Regions from separate parts of the Homo sapiens genome. Here region 2 is linked to region 1. Evidence: read pairs that join two places in POLR2A ChIA-PET (ENCODE). Cell type or tissue: PC-3. All regions are shown on one strand.

Region 1 (4,000 bases):
AAAAAAATTAGCCAGGCATGGTGGCACACACCTGTAGCCCCAGCTATTCAGGAGGCTGAAGCAGGAGAATCGCGTGAACCCGGAAGGCAGAGGTTGCAGTGAGCCGAAATCACACTCTAGCCTGGGCAACAGAGCACGACTCTGTCTCCAAAGATAAAAATTTAAGAATAATAATAAAATCAGTTGGGACTTGCATCTGGAACTATGACAGCAGGAAGTGGAGGATCAGGTGAGTTAAGGGCCAGGGAGCTATGGCTGAGAGTAAACATGGCTGAAACTCACTAGACCTCTTTATTCAAGATCTAATTCTCCTAAGAAATTTCCAGTGGAAAGTAGTGCTTTCATCAGGAACACTGTCAAGAATATGGTGCAAGCACTTAGGTTTCAGTGATGGAATAATAATACCCCCAAATAAGACTTGTATTGCAGTCAAGAGACAGAATATTGAAGAAAAGTAGTTTCCATATTTAACTTTCTTTCTCTCACCTTCCCTCAGCACTCAGGAGGGAAAGTGTCAAACCTCATATGCAAAAATCTCAGGCACTGCACCATGGGCAAATATTTCCATGGGGCTGGTGGGCCTCAGCTCATTTTATAAAACACATATCCACCTTAATCTGAATTTGAGAGAACGGGCAACTACCAGTGGGTTAGTACTGAAAAAGTGCCATCAGACAGTCTACCCTAATAGACGAAGTAAACAATAGAATACATTTCAGAAAGGTGGTGAAGGAACTCTCGTGAATTCTGATCTCCCTGGTTCTCTAGACTCAAGAGTCTACTCTAGTCTCAAGGATTATCTTGTTTTGTGTATCAAAAGAGTATTCTGGATAAAGAAAATGTGGTGCATATACACCATGGAATACTATACAGCCATAAAAAAGGAATGAGATCATGTCCTTTGCAGGGACATGGATGAAGCTAGAAGCCATAATCCTCAGCAAACTAACATGGGAACAGAAAACCAAACACCACATGTCCTCACTTATAAGTGGGAGCTGAACAATGAGAACACATGAACACAAGGAGGGGAACAACACACACTGGGGCCTCTCAAGGGGTCGGGGGCAAGGGGAAGGAGAGCATTAGGACAAATACCTAATGCATGTGGGGCTTAAAACCTAGATGACAGGTTGATAGGTGCAGCAAACCACAATGGCACACCTTTGTCTATGTAACAAACCTGCACGTTCTGCACATGTATCCCGGAACTTAACATTTTTTTAAAGGAGAGTATTTAATATATGCCGTTGTATTTTTTTGTTTTGAGAATCTTTTGAATAGGAAAAAATCAGCCTTATCTAAATTCTTAGTTTATCTTTGTAAAAAAAAAAAAAAAGTAAGGTAAGAAACTATCTTTTGCTTTTGTGAACCATTTAATAAACCATTTTGGTAGTCTTAGTAAGACAATTGCAGTAGTTCCCAGTTTGAATATCATTGATCTTCATCCTCTTGTATAGAATTTAAGAATTATTTTTGATGCTTTGAATTGAACCGGTATGTCAATCAGCGTACATCTATGTGAGTCATAGAAGATAAGTATGAGTAACCTGAATGAGGAGACCATTGAACAACCTCACAATCTCATCTTCTCTAGTATCTGTCAGAAAAGGGCTCAATAAAAACAGTGAGATTACTAATAGCTCTAAAGTTACTACTGTATGATTTACTGCCTGTCATAAAAAACAACACGAGGATAGGCAATCTTGAATTCCCTTTCTCCCAGAATATCTATAGCAGTAAATCTGTTGCCTTTCCAACATTTATTCTATGGCAGTTGTTGAGATGGAATTAACCCCTCCATCAGCTCCAGGGCTGGGCTCTGATTGCTGTAATCCAGCAAATTAATCTCACCCTCTTGCCATAAGTATTGGTTCAAGTAACCCAGGTTTAAGCCAATCAATGTTCCAATCAGCAGGAATCTCAGAACTTTTGTTAGAGTTAAGGAAAGCATTCTTTTTTTTTTTCTGGATAATTAAGAGGAAGCACATGGATCTAACTGTACTGACAGATATCCTGTAACTTTAAAGGGCCCAGCCTTAGGGTGAAGCCCACATTGTAGCTAGCAGATGCAGATAAAAAGATGGAAGAAACAGAGTCCACAAGGACATTATTGAGCTCCAAACTAACCACCTTTGGAACTCACACCACTATGGTTTCATAAAACCTTGTAAATTTCCTTATTGCTGAATTCAATGTCAGACAGTTTTTCCATCACTTGCAATGGAAAGTATCCCAATTGAGACAGAAATATTAGGCTATGTTTCTGCCACAGAATCACATTAAAATAAGCATAGATACTTTTAATTCCATCCTGGGTGGTACTTAGATTTGAGGTTTCAATATATATATATTATTATGTTTATTTCAATGTGAGAATATAATTGGTGTGTTAGGCCATTCTTATGTTGCTATAAAGAGTTATCTGAGGCTGGGTAATTATAAAGAAAAGAGGTTTAATTGGCTTATGGTTCTGCAGGCTGTACAGGAAGCCTGGTGTTGGTGTCTGCTTCTGGTAAGGCCTCAGGAAGTTTCCAGTCATGGCGGTAGGCGACAGGGAACCAGCATGTCACGTGGCCAGAGAGGGAGCAAGAGGGAGGGGGAGGTCCCAGACACTTAAACAACCAGATCTCACACAAACTAATTGAGCGAGGACTCATGTATCACTAAGGAAATGGTGTTTAACCACTTAGGAGAGATCTGCCCCCATGATCTAACCACCTCCCACCAGGACCCCAATTCCAACACTGGCAATCATATTTCAACCTGAGATTTGGAGGGGACACACATTCAGATTGTTTCCATTGGTTTTGTAGTTTTTCCTTAGTAACACTTTCCCACATTTAATAGCATTCGTTTACCCTTTCTTCTTATTTATTGTTCTCCAGTACCAACCTCCTGACTTTCCCATCTAGGAGGAAATAAAAACAAGAGGAAGCAGTTTGATAACTCTTTTTAAGTCAACACCTCTCAGTTTACATGTGACTTACATAAACATTTAAGTCCAGTTACCCCTTGGGCTAACTGAGTAATGAGAAATAGTTGTGCCTCAGCACAATTTTGTTAAGAGACAAAAAAACAAACCAAAAGGTGGCCAATTGTGGTCAAATCCAAATTCATGGTTCCCCCCACAAATCTAACATTGTATTATATTTCTTTGACTTTTAAAAACTATATCACTTCCTCAGTTGACCTTTCCTGGAGATGGGGGACCAACTGATATGAAAAATACTATAATATTTAATTTTCAAATATTAAATCCTGGATGAAAAGAGCCTCTATAGGCAGTCTTTTCATGGATCTTTTGGAAAACACAATATAGTTTTCCTTCTCCCAGCCACAAGACAAGCCTTCAGTTGACAATATTTGGGCTAAAATATCAGAAAAACGAATTGCTGTGCATAAGAGGACACATAAGTACTTAACCCAGAGAGATTCATACTATTTACTTCAAAACCAAGGTGATTCCCTTCGGCAACCTGTGCTAGAATCGGTAGGCTAAAGGGCACAGTTAGAGAGAGGTTAAAAGAGTTATTTCTACTTGGTGACTAACCACATTTGATTGTCTTAAGTGCATCTGGCTTCTAGAGTGTGCTTTTATTTCAGATGATTATGAATGTTCCAAGTGGACTCATTGCAGCCACCTGGCTTAAGGACTGTAAGGCACTTCGAAAATCAAATTTCAGGAGAGAAGATTGATTTGAGAAACAATGAACAAGGAGAAATCTTCCCTTTGCAGAGCTGCTGTGTGTCAAAGTTTATCCTCATTATATTATGGTGGGAAGAAAAGAACAAATTAAGACATTTAACTGCTTAAAATTTGAGACCCAATTGCATTTAACACCACAAATCTTGTTACTGGACCTGTGGGCTTACCTTCTCCCTATGTGAAGTCTGGTATGTGTTAGCAAATCACATTTTTAAAAATCAGAGAATGGATCTGGGCTAAGTGGATAATCACTGTTCACGTTCCCCGTCAGATAAGAGAAGATCCTGTAGA
Region 2 (4,000 bases), 200 kb after region 1:
ACTGAAGAGCTTCTGCACAGCAAAAGAAACTACCATCAGAGTGAACAGGCAACCTACAACATGGGAGAAAATTTTTGCAACCTACTCATCTGACAAAGGGCTAATATCCAGAATCTACAATTAACACAAACAAATTTACAAGAAAAAAACAAACAACCCCATCAAAAAGTGGGCGAAGGACATGAACAGACACTTCTCAAAAGAAGACATTTATGCAGCCAAAAAACACATGAAAAAATGCTCACCGTCACTGGCCATCAGAGAAATGCAAATCAAAACCGCAATGAGATACCATCTCACACCAGTTAGAATGGTAATCATTAAAAAGTCAGGAAACAACAGGTGCTAGAGAGGATGTGGAGAAATAGGAACACTTTTACACTGTTGGTGGGACTGTAAACTAGTTCAACCATTGTGGAAGTCAGTGTGGCGATTCCTCAGGGATCTAGAACTAGAAATACCATTTGACCCAGCCGTCCCATTACTGGGTATATACCCAAAGGACTATAAATCATGCTGCTATAAAGACACATGCACACATATGTTTATTGCAGCATTATTCACAATAGCAAAGACTTGGAACCAACCCAAATGTCCAACAATGATAGACTGGATTAAGAAAATGTGGCACATATACACCATGGAATACTATGCAGCCATGAAAAATGATGAGTTCATGTCCTTTGTAGGGACATGGATGAAATTGGAAATCATCATTCTCAGTAAACTAGCACAAGGACAAAAAACCCAAACACCACATGTTCTCACTCACAGGTGGGAATTGAACAATGAGAACACATGGACACAGGAAGGGGAACATCACACTCTGGGGACTGTTTTGGGGTGGGGGGAGGGGGGAGGGATAGCATTAGGAGATATACCTAATGCTAAATGACGAGTTAATGGGTGCAGCACACCAGCATGGCACATGTATACATATGTAACTAACCGGCACATTGTGAACATGTACCCTAAAACTTAAAGTATAATAATAATAAAATAAAATAAAAAATAAAAAAATAAAAAAAAAGAACATGCTCCTTTAGCTTGCAGGAGTTTTTTTTACCCATCTGCTGAAACTTTCTTCTGTCAATTCGTCAAACTCATTCTCTGTCCAGTTTTGTTCCCTTGCTGGCAAGAAGTTGTGATCCTTTGGAGGGAAGAGGTGTTCTGGTTTTTGGAATTTTCAGCCTTTTTGCACTGGTTTTTCCTCATCTTCGTGGATTTATCTACCTTTGGTCTTTGATGTTAGTGACCTGTGGATGGGGTTTTTATGTGGACATCCTTTTTGTTGATGTTGATGCTATTCCTTTCTGTTTTTTAGTTTTCTTTCTAACAGTCAGGCCTCTCTGCTGCAGGTCTGCTGGAGTTTGCTGGAGGTCCACTCCAGACCCTGTTTGCCTGGGTATCAACAGTGGATGCTGCAGAACAGCAAAGATTGCTGCCTGTTCCTTGTCTGGAAACTTCATCCCAGAGGGTCACCCGCCAGATGCCAGCCAGAGCTCTCCTGTATGAGGTGTCTGTTGACCCCTGCTGGGAGGTGTCTCCCCATAAGGAGACACGGGGGTCAGGGACCCACTTGAGGAGGCAGTCTGTCCCTTATCAGAGCTCGAGCACTGTGCTTGGTAGATCCACTGCTCTCTTCAGAGCTGGCAAGCAGGAACATTTAAGTCTGCTGAAGCTGTGCCCGCAGTAGCCCCTTCCCCCAGGTGCTCTGTCCCAGGGAGATGGTAGTTTTATCTAGAAGCCCCTGACTGGGGCTGCTGCCTTTCTTTCAGAGATGCCCTGCCCAGAGAGGAGGAATCTGGAGAGGCAATCTAGCTACAGAGGCTTTGTCGAGCTGCAGTGGGCTCCACCCAGTTCAAACTTCCCAGCAGCTTTGTTTACACTATGAGGGGAAAACCACCTACTCATGCCTCAGTAATGGTGGATGCCCCTCCCCCAACCAAGGTCAAGCATCCCAGGTCAACTTCAGACTCCTGTGCTGGCAGTGAGAATTTCAAGCCAGTGGATCTCAGCTTTCTGGGCTCCATGGTGGTGAGATTTGCTGAGCTAGACCACTTGGCTCCCTGGCTTCAGCCCCCTTTCCTGGGGAGTGAAGGTTGTGTCTGGCTGGCATTCCAGGTGCCACTGAGGTACGAAAAAAAAAAAAAAACTCCTGCAGCTAGCTCGGTGTCTGCCCAAATGGTCTCCAAGTTTTGTGCTTGAAACCCAGGGCCCTGGTGGCATAGGCACCCAAGGGAATCTCCTGGTCTGCAGGTTGCCAAGACCATGGGAAAAGTGTAGTATCTGGGCTGGAATGCACCATTCCTCACAGCACAGTCCCTCGTGGCTTCCCTTGGCTAGGGGAAGGAGTTCCCTGACCCCTTGCACTTCCCAGGTGAGGTGACACCCCACCCTGCTTCAGCTTGCCCTCCGTGGGCTGCACCCACTGTGTAACCAGTCCCAGTGAGGTGGGCTGTGTACCTCAGCTGGAAATGCAGGCCAGGTGTGGTGGTTCATGCCTGTAATCCCAACATTTTGAGAGGATGATGTGGGTGGATGGCCTGACGTCAGGAGTTCTAGACTAGCCGGCCAACATGGTGAAACCCCGTCTCTCCTAAAAATACAAAATTAGCCAGGCGTGATGGCACATGCCTGTAATCCCAGCTACTCGGTAGGCTGAGGCAGGGTAATTGCCTGAACCTAGGAGGCAGAGGTTGCAGTGAGCCGAGATCACACCACTGCACTCCAGCCTGGGCAACGAGAGTGAAACACCATCTCAAAAAAAAAAAAAAAAAAAAGGAAATGCAGAAATCACTTACCTTCTGCTGGGAGGTGTAGGCCAAAGCTCTTCCTATTTGGCTATCTTGCCAGCCACCCCTACAGTAGATTTTTTTTTGAGACAGGCTCTCATTCTTTTGCCCAGGCTGCAGTGCAGTAGAGCAATCATGGCTCACTGAAGCCTCCAGCTCCTGGGCTCAAGTGATCCTCCCACCTCAGCCTCCCGAGTAGCTACGACTACAGGCTCACACCACCATACCAGGCTAATTTTTTTTTTTTTTTTTTGGTAGAGACGTGCTTTCATCAGGTTGCCCAGGCTGGTCTTGAACTCCTTGGCTCAAGTGATCTGCAAAGTGCTGGGACTACAGGCTTGAACCACAGTGCCCAGCTTATTCCTGAACTTTTTAGATTATAATATAGTTAACAGAGTGCTAAATTACTGGAGATTGAAGAATAAGAGTGGAAAAAGAGCATTTGGTAATTTCTTTTTTTTTTTTTTTTTTTTTTGAGACAGAGTCTTGCTCTGTCACCCAGGCTGGAGTGCAGTGGTGCGATCTCGGCTCACTGCAAGCTCCGCCTCCCGGGTTCACGGCATTCTCCTGCCTCAGCCTCCCGAGTAGCTGGGACTATGGGCACCCGCCACCACACCCAGCTAATTTTTGTATTTTCAGTAGAGACGGGGTTTCGCCATGGTCTCGATCTCCTGACCTCATGATCCACACGCCTCGGCCTCCCAAACTGCTGGGATTACAGGCATGAGCCACAGCGCCCGGCCTAGCATTTGGTAATATCTTGATGTTGCTAGTTTTGTTTTAGGAATGTGTTTCCCTCATGAATTCCAGGAGCACAGGTGGTTGGAAGGGCTCTCTTGACAGTGATTTTATAGCTCACCATCAGATCACAGCATAAGACTGAAGGCTTGACTCATCTTTCTTCTCTTGTCCTTAGTTTGTCCATTTGTAAAAGGAGAGAGATTTTGCTGGAGGATATTTGAGGACTCTTTTATCTCTAACATCCCATGAATTGCAAACATTATTAACTACTGTTACCTTTCATGACAGCAGGTAGTTGAATCCAAATTGCATTCTCTTTTCTAGTTAATGTGTTTCAGCCTTCTGCGATTTTGTATTAGACAAGAAATATATGGGACCCTCTTTTTCCTGACATGAGGGAATACAGCTGGTAATTTGCATCTCTCTTGGGGACCTAGATATACTTTCACATCATCTGCTTTCTT

Evidence for each region. Peaks named below come from ENCODE experiments on the same cell type or tissue, not always from the same donor. Only the 100,000 strongest peaks of a DNase experiment are listed, where the experiment ranks them.
Region 2: POLR2A ChIA-PET joins it to region 1 with 8 read pairs; 1 of 35 experiments calls an interaction of 5 or more read pairs at or near these places.

What each region holds. Positions count from the first base shown.
Region 1 is chr4:41,711,006-41,715,005 of GRCh38, forward strand. No RefSeq gene overlaps it. Among named protein-coding and RNA genes, the nearest start is that of LIMCH1-AS1, 20 kb to the left of the region's middle. In PC-3, no CTCF peak of the experiment used is centred here; no DNase peak of the experiment used is centred here; H3K27ac peaks cover 759 bases.
Region 2 is chr4:41,907,417-41,911,416 of GRCh38, forward strand. It overlaps LOC105374426 (a long non-coding RNA gene), which reads right to left. Exons shown (of 3, transcript NR_188374.1): 3 at 3,031-4,000. Among named protein-coding and RNA genes, the nearest start is that of TMEM33, 26 kb to the right of the region's middle. RefSeq lists an enhancer at 1,136-2,027. In PC-3, no CTCF peak of the experiment used is centred here; no DNase peak of the experiment used is centred here; H3K27ac peaks cover 868 bases.